Regions from separate parts of the Homo sapiens genome. Here region 1 is linked to region 2. The links are chromatin contacts, found by Hi-C in ENCODE. All regions are on one chromosome and are shown on one strand. Each heading gives the region's core, a stretch centred on a gene start or an enhancer-like site at or near the end of the contact. The rest is flanking DNA. Distances are from core to core; before and after follow the strand shown.

What was found. Hi-C counts contacts between places; a loop is a spot of excess contacts on that map. Pooled maps may share reads with other maps.
Region 1: a loop to region 2 is called in a pooled map, with 4 times the contacts of the local background. The contact joins the promoter of FMO5 here to the promoter of ACP6 in region 2. A Hi-C loop is called at or near these places in 4 of 50 pooled maps.

Annotation. Positions count from the first base shown.
Region 1 is chr1:147,223,303-147,226,920 of GRCh38, forward strand. It overlaps FMO5 (flavin containing dimethylaniline monoxygenase 5), which reads right to left and starts at 2,037. Exons shown (of 9, transcript NM_001461.4): 1 at 1,985-2,037; 2 at 1,593-1,764. The coding sequence starts at 1,727. It also overlaps a transcript of CHD1L not described here and the pseudogene RPL7AP15.
Region 2 is chr1:147,669,103-147,672,863 of GRCh38, forward strand. ACP6 (acid phosphatase 6, lysophosphatidic) reads right to left here and starts at 1,422. Exons shown (of 10, transcript NM_016361.5): 1 at 728-1,422. The coding sequence starts at 946. RefSeq lists enhancers at 270-1,213, 425-484, 1,125-1,374, 1,815-1,884.

The sequences.
Region 1 (3,618 bases), core at 787-3,286, 450 kb before region 2:
GGGATCCACTCCAGATCTGAATAAGGATGATTGTCACATAAAATTAGTCCCCAAAACAGAGTCAGGGTGCAAAAGGATTGTATTTCGGTTCAACTAAGAAATGCTATAAAGCCACTTTTATGTAGCTGGCCAACAATGTGTTAGTTTTTATGAAATATGAAACGTAAAACTTATCTAGGGCACCTCAATACTATTAAATGTTCAGAAAACTAGCTTAAAAGCAAACCCGTTCTCCTCTAGCCACCCAAGATGCCAATAGGAAAGAAGGCTAAGGGAAAGAAGGCGGCCCCCGCCCCTGCTATCAGTGAAGAAGCAGGAAGACAAAAAAGTTGTGAATCCTCTGTTTGAGAAAAAGCCTAAGAATTTTGGCATTGGACAGGACATACAGCCCCAAAGAGACCTCACCCTCTTTGTCAGATGGCCCCCCTATATCAGGTTGCAGCAGCAAAGAGCTATCCTTTTATAAGCTGCTGAAAGCACTTCCTGCCATTAACCAGTTCACCCAGGCTTCGCACTGCCAAACAGCTACTGACTGCTTACGCGGGCCCACAAGCACAGACCAGAGACAAAACAAGAGAAGAAGCAGAGACTGTTGTCCTGGACTGAGAAGAAAGCTGCTAGCAAAGGGGATACCCCCATCGAGACACCACCCGTCTTTCCAGCAGGGGTTAACACAATCACCACCTTGGTGGAGAACAAGAAGACTCAGCTGGTGGTGATTGCACACGATGCGGATCCCATCGAGCTGGTTGTCTTCCTGCCTGCCCTGTGTCCCAAAATGGGGGTCCCTTACTGCATTATCAAGGGTGAGGTAAGATTGGGATGTCTAGTCCACAGGAAGACCTGCACGACGTTGCCTTCACACAGGTTCACTAGGAAGACAAAGGAGGTGTGGCTAAGTTGGTGGCAGTTTTCAGAACCAATTACATGGACAGATATGATGAGATTCGCTGCCAATGGGGAGGCAATGTCCTGGGTCCTAAATCTGTGGGTTTGAATCACCAAAGTGGAAAAGGGAAAGGTGAAAGAAGTTGCCACTAAACTGGGTTAAATGTACACTGCTGAATTTTCTGTAAATAAAAAGAATAAAAATTCTCCTTCAAAAAATGTAAAAATAAAAGCAAACCCAGCAAATCCAATGCATGTCAGTTTGGAGATCAATAAAGGTGGCTGGTATTCTTTGGAATATAATAAGTTTAACTATCTTTTTTTAATTTTTTTCCTTGAGACGGAGTCTTGCTCTGTCACCCAGGCTGGAGTGCAGTGGGGCGATCTCGGCTCACTGCAAGCTCTGCCTCCCAAGTTCACCCCATCCTCCTGCCTTAGCCTCCCGAGTAGCTGGGACTACATGCACCCGCCACCACGCCCGGCTAATTTTTTTGCATTTTTAGTAGAGACGAGGTTTCACCGTGTTAGCCAGGATGGTCTCGATCGCCTGACCTCGTGATCCGCCCGCCTCGGCCTCCCAAAGTGCTAGGATTACAGGCGTGTGCCAACCGCGCCCGGCCACCTGACACTGTTAAGATAAACTGTCGTATGCACCTAGTTGCAGGGAGGGTTTCAAGTATTAAGGGACTAGGAGATGTATGTACCTGGAACCTCCAGAGCCCTCCGATGTCATCAGTCCTTTCAAAGCAGACAGGTTCCAAGCCTTCTTCTACGCAGCACTTGATGGAAGAGAGCCCGCTCACTCCTCCCCCAATCACAGCAATTCTTTTCTTAGTCATGGTCTCCCGAGATCTTCACCTGTTAGTGTCGCCTGTCCTAAAGAAAGGATGACAAAAGACAAAAAGCACACATCGGTTAACATTTTTCAAGGAAGACCTTGGCCGTGGCATTCGAATAAATTCTGTACAAGAGGTGTCTTGAGGAGGACAGATTCGACGGTCCTCTTCACCAGAGGAAATCTTTCTGCTGGCATGGGGGAGCCCTGCGCCTGCAAGACCCAGAGCTGAGAGTGCTCTGCTGCGGTACCGGATCTCACCGCCTTTCCTGAAGCGCTCAACAGATCCTTCAGCTGCGATCTGGAGGAGACTCAACAGGCGGCTGTTGTCAAATTACTATAAACCAACAACGGACAAACAGCGAGAGCCAACGGGGAGGGGCTGTAGCACTCCACCTCCTTTCAGGGACCACTCCCCCGCCCACTCAGCGGCACCCATTCTCCCTCCCTCGATGGGAATAAAACGTGGGCTGAAGCTGCTTTGGGCGAAAAAGTTAATCCTACAACTTCTCTATATTTCAGCTGCTGTTGCCAGCACTCTCAATTACTTTCTCTGAAACCCCTAGCCCCGTCTGTGCTCGCTTCTGCATCCACTTTTAACTTCCTGGTTTTTGCCTTAAAGTGACAAACACTTCCTAGTGAAGGGAAAACTGTCAACAACCCCAAAGCCAGTTCTACTCCAAATGCTTAAATGAACACCTACCTTTCAGGTGATCTGTTCAAACAGATTGTAGCAGGATGAGCCACAGACAAAACTCCTCAGACACCGAATTAAAGAAGGAAGAGGTTTTTATTCGGCCGGGAGCGTCGGCAGACTCGCGTCTTAAGAGCCGAGCTCCCCGAAAAAGAAATTTTTGGCCTTTTTAAAGGCTTACAACTTTAAGGGGTCCACGTGAAAGGGTCGTGATACATCAAACAAGAGTGGGAAACGTGACTGGGGGCTACAATGCTTTTTTCATACAGTGTCAGGAATTCACAGATAACACAAGTAGTTTAGGTCAGGGGTTGATGTTATTATTATTACTTTTTTTAACTCCTAGGGCCGGGTGGTGGTGCCAAGGTTGTCTGGCAATTTATCTTACTTTTTTTTTTTTCCAACTTTTTGCTTTTTCTCTCCTCCTGTCTTGTGAACGAGGCAAGGTGGTGGGAGGAGGGCAGCAGTAGTAGCAGTGGTCTCCTTCCTTAAGATGATCCTGCCCCCACTTCCGCCCCCGGCTCACCTATACCTCTCTCCTCCCCTCCTCACAATCTGGATCTAAGAATCTACACTTCTGGAAGAAATTTACTTTTAAATCCCCATGCACTGAGCTGAGTGCTGGAGTATAGTGAGGAATGTATTGTTTCCTACTCAGAGGGGCTTACAGATTAGTGGAGGAGACCAAAACATAAACAGGTAATTTTAACGAAATAAAAGTATTTTTAATAGTGCTTTCACACAGTTATATTAGTAACCAAAAATACAAAATATCCACTTCTAAAATGTAACTTTTCAAATATAAAGTCATGTAGAACCACCAATATAACAGATACAAGATTTCAGGCACTGGGTTAGAACAAGGGCCCATCCAGACAAGGGTTCTATTTGACAGATGTGAGGGGTTGTAAGAGGCATGGATTGTGGCTCATGCCTTGGATCCTTGCTCTCCTTCTACCACTCCCTGAGTCAATTTTGCTCTTCCAATCTGCACCTGCTAATCTTGGACTTTTTCATGAGAGGCAACTGATATTTTGTTTGTGCCATTGAATTTTTTGTTGTATTTATAGCAACTTAGCAGACTCTAATTAACATTAATGTGTTTTGGAACTGTCGAACTTTTTTTTTTTTGAAACAGGGTCTCACTCTGGCACTTGGGCTGGAGTGCAGTGGTGCAATCATGGCTCACTGCAGCCTCTAT
Region 2 (3,761 bases), core at 172-2,671:
AACTATTTGTGCTTTAGTCATAATTATCCTGACAAAACCAGACAGATTTTTAAAACATTACTGCCACAGACTAGCCCATTTTAAATTTGTTCCGACCTCAGATCCCTCCCACTATAGGTTTAGTAACCTTAAATAGAAAAGGAGAACCCTAGAATACAACACTTGTTACAAAAAAAAACTTCAGGAGATCTCAAATGGCCTCCAGCAAACCCTGAGAAAAAGCAGTTATAAAGTTTGTTTCCAAAGGCAACGACCTCTTATCCACTGTAATCTCAGTTAAGAGTGGTTCCTATCACTAAAGTCCCTTCAGCCCTTCAGCTCTGACAAACCACCTTCAAAATGGTCACACAGAAGTGCACTGCACCCTTGTATTCAAGTTCACCTAGACCCTTAATAGAAATGCTGACCTGGGGCACTACTCCACACCTGCTGAATCAGAATCTGCAACGTAGCAGGATCCCCAGGCGACTCCCATGCGTCTTAAGCAGCGCTTACTGATGGCTGCGCCATCAGGGCAAAACTGGAAGTTCCGGGGCTGTCCTAACCCCAGCAGGTCCTTTGCTCAAGAGCCTGGGGAGTCACTGGCTACTGCTGTTTTCCCTTCTTCTGGACCCAACCCGAGCCCCGCTCCGCGCGAGTAAAGCTCTGAAGATGTGTGTCAGGGCGAGACTCCTGGCCTGGCACACGGTCCTCGCCCCACCAGCCCCAGCCCGGGCCGACCTCTCACCTGCTCCTCCAGCGGGAGCGGCTTGAGAGGACTCCGAGCCCCGTGTCGAAACACGACCTGCACCATTTTCAACTTCAGCAGGCTGCGGTCGACCGGACACTGGCCATCGGCCTCCTGCAGCTCGGCCAGGGCCACCCGCCGCTGGTGCAGGCAGTACGCCAGCGAGGTCAGGACGCCCACTGGGGTCCACAAGCGCATGCTGAACACACCAGTGATCATGGTGGTAGGCCCTCGCTGCCCTCCGGGTTGAGGCTGCAGGAGGCAAACACAAGTCTTCTGCGGGCGCCGGGGCTCAGCGGGCGCCCCCAAGTCCGCGGGAACCTGCGGATGCGTACATCCAGCCCTTCAGCAAGCAGGGACCGCTGTGCCTCCCGGCCCTGAGGGAGACCCCGAGTGGGAACGGGGGAGAGAACAAGAGGTGGCAGCAGCGAAGAGTCCCTGGGAGTTTTAACCCGGGTCGGGGTTGGTCGCTCCTGCTGCACACCGGGCCGGGGGAGATCGGATCCTTATCTTTTGCCCGACGAGGAACATTAAACTTGTATTTCAAGTTTGGCCTCCAGCACTCTTGAAGGAACAGGAGCCGGCCCTGAGTTCCCTGGCGGCAGCGGCTCCACCAGCAAGGACTACTCGATTCCACTTTTCTATAAGCAAGCTCCTACCCACCTCCTCACCTACTCAGGGACCCGTCCCAAGTGGACCCGCGCACAGGAGCACGGGAAAACGAGTCCTGTGGTGACACCTCGCCTGGAGACTCAGAGCTGCGGAAACTACAACTCCCACAAGGCTGCGCGTACCGCGGCTCCCAAGAAGTGGCTTGTACCCGCCCCCCTCGCCTGCGGGCCTCGCCCCTCCGGCCCAGCCAGCCGTTTTCCAGGCGTGGATGGCCCACGGACGTGCCTGGTCCGGCAGTGGAGTGGTAGTGAATCTGTCGGGCCATGGAGTTTGCCAGGCAGGAGGATCGCGAGCGCAGGAGTAGAACTGGGTGGTGGAGGGGAGTAGTTTGAGTCTAGTTTTGAATGTAGAAGACTTCCTTCCAGTCCTGGAAGCCTGGTTGCTGCAGCGAGGAGCTGAGACACCTGCCGAGTGATTGCCATTTGCGAAACACAGCACTAGGTGCTTTATATTTAGTCATTTACTACTCCCTTCTCTGTTTTTAAAAAAATTCTCAAGCTTAAGTCATTGTAATCATGTAGAACTTTCAGGTCACTGATGTGTTTACTTCCATCCAGAATACTTCTTGTGGAAAAAGCCAGGCCTTGCCTGTGGGTGTCCCAGTGATTAAGAACCTAAGAGGCGCCATGGCTCACGCCTGTAATCCCAGCACTTTGGGAGGCCGAGGCGGGTAGATCATGAGGTCAGGAGATCGAGACCATCCTGGCTAACACGGTGAAACCACGTCTCTACTAAAAATACAAAAAAAAAAAAAAAAAAAAATTAGCCAGGCGTGGTGGCGGGCACCTGTAGTCCCAGCTACTCAGGAGGCTGAGGCAGGAGAATGGCGTGAACCCGGGAGGCGGAGCTTGCAGTGAGCCGAGATCGCGCCACACGACTCCAGCTTGGGCAACAGCGCAAGACTCCGTCTACAAAAAAAAAACAAAAAAAAACCTAAGAACACAGAACAATGCCAGCCTTACCACCTGCTAGTCTGGTTTCTGTTGATATACAGGTATCCCAAGCCTGTGTTTCCAGATCTTTGCAACAGGACACAATCTGGGACCCACTATGTGTCTATCTCCAAAGATCAAACTGGGCCAGATGTAAAGACAACATACTTACAGAGCATGGCTCCTGGCCTGAGAACAAATTCTGTTCACCAAGCTGGAAGGTTCTGAGTGCTCCCCTCCCTGATGCAGGGAGGAGGGTCATTTTGGAACACTACATATTGTCACAATTTTCTCCCTAGCCCAGCCAAGGGACTCACTTTTCAGAGTCTTATTGTGTGTGCTGATGTGATTAAAAATCGAATACTGTTTGCTATGGACTCAGTTGTGTCCCCCGCCAAATTCGTACCCACTAAGTGACTGCATTTGGACATAGGACTTTTAGAAGGTGATTCTGTCAGAGGCATTTGAACCATAGTGACTCCATCTTGAATAGCGGCTGGGTAAAATGAGGCTGAGACCTACTGGGCTGCATTCCCAGGAGGTTAGGCATTCTCAGTCACAGGATGAGGGGGGAGGTCAGCAGGACTGGTATCACAAGAAACCAGTCAAAAAGACCCTGCTGATAAAACAGGAAGTGGTAAAGAAGCTGGCCAACACCAACCAAATGCAAGATGTTGATGGAAGTGACCTATGGTCAAACTCACTGCTCATTTTACGTTAATTATAATGCATTAGCATGCTAAAAGACACTCCCATCAGCACTATGACAATTTACGAATGTCGGGGCCAGCAGTTACCCTATATGGCCTAAAGTGGGGAGGAACCCTCAGTTCCAGGAAATCCCACTCCTTTCCCAGAAAATTCATGAATAATCCACCCCTTGTTTGGCATATAATTAAGAAATAACCATAAGTATTTTCAGTTGAGCAGCCCATGCCCCTGCTCTGTCTATGGAGTAGCCATTCTTTTGTTTCTCTTTTTCTCTAATAAACTTGCTTTCACTTTATGGACTCGCCCCAAATTCTTTCTTGCCCGAGGTCCAAGAACTCTCTCTTGGAGTCTGGATCAGGACCCCTTTCCAGTAGCAATTTTGGTTAAGTGAAGATATAAATGTGAGGTCCTAATCCAGTAGGATTGATGGCTTTATAAGAAGAGAAAGAAGGATCTCTCTCTCCACACAGGAGATCTGATGGTTTTATAAGTTTTTGGAAATTCCTCCTTCTTTCTCCTCTCTGGTCTGCCAACTTGTGAAAAAGGTGCCTGCTTCCCCTTCTGCCATGATTATAAGTTTCCTGAGGCCTCCCCCTGTCCTCAGCCATGCAGAACTGTGAGTAAATTTACTCCTTTGTTTATAAATTGTAGTATCTTTATAGCAGTGTGAAAACGGACTAATACAGCAATGGTCCTGTCAGGGCTCATGTGTCCTGTTG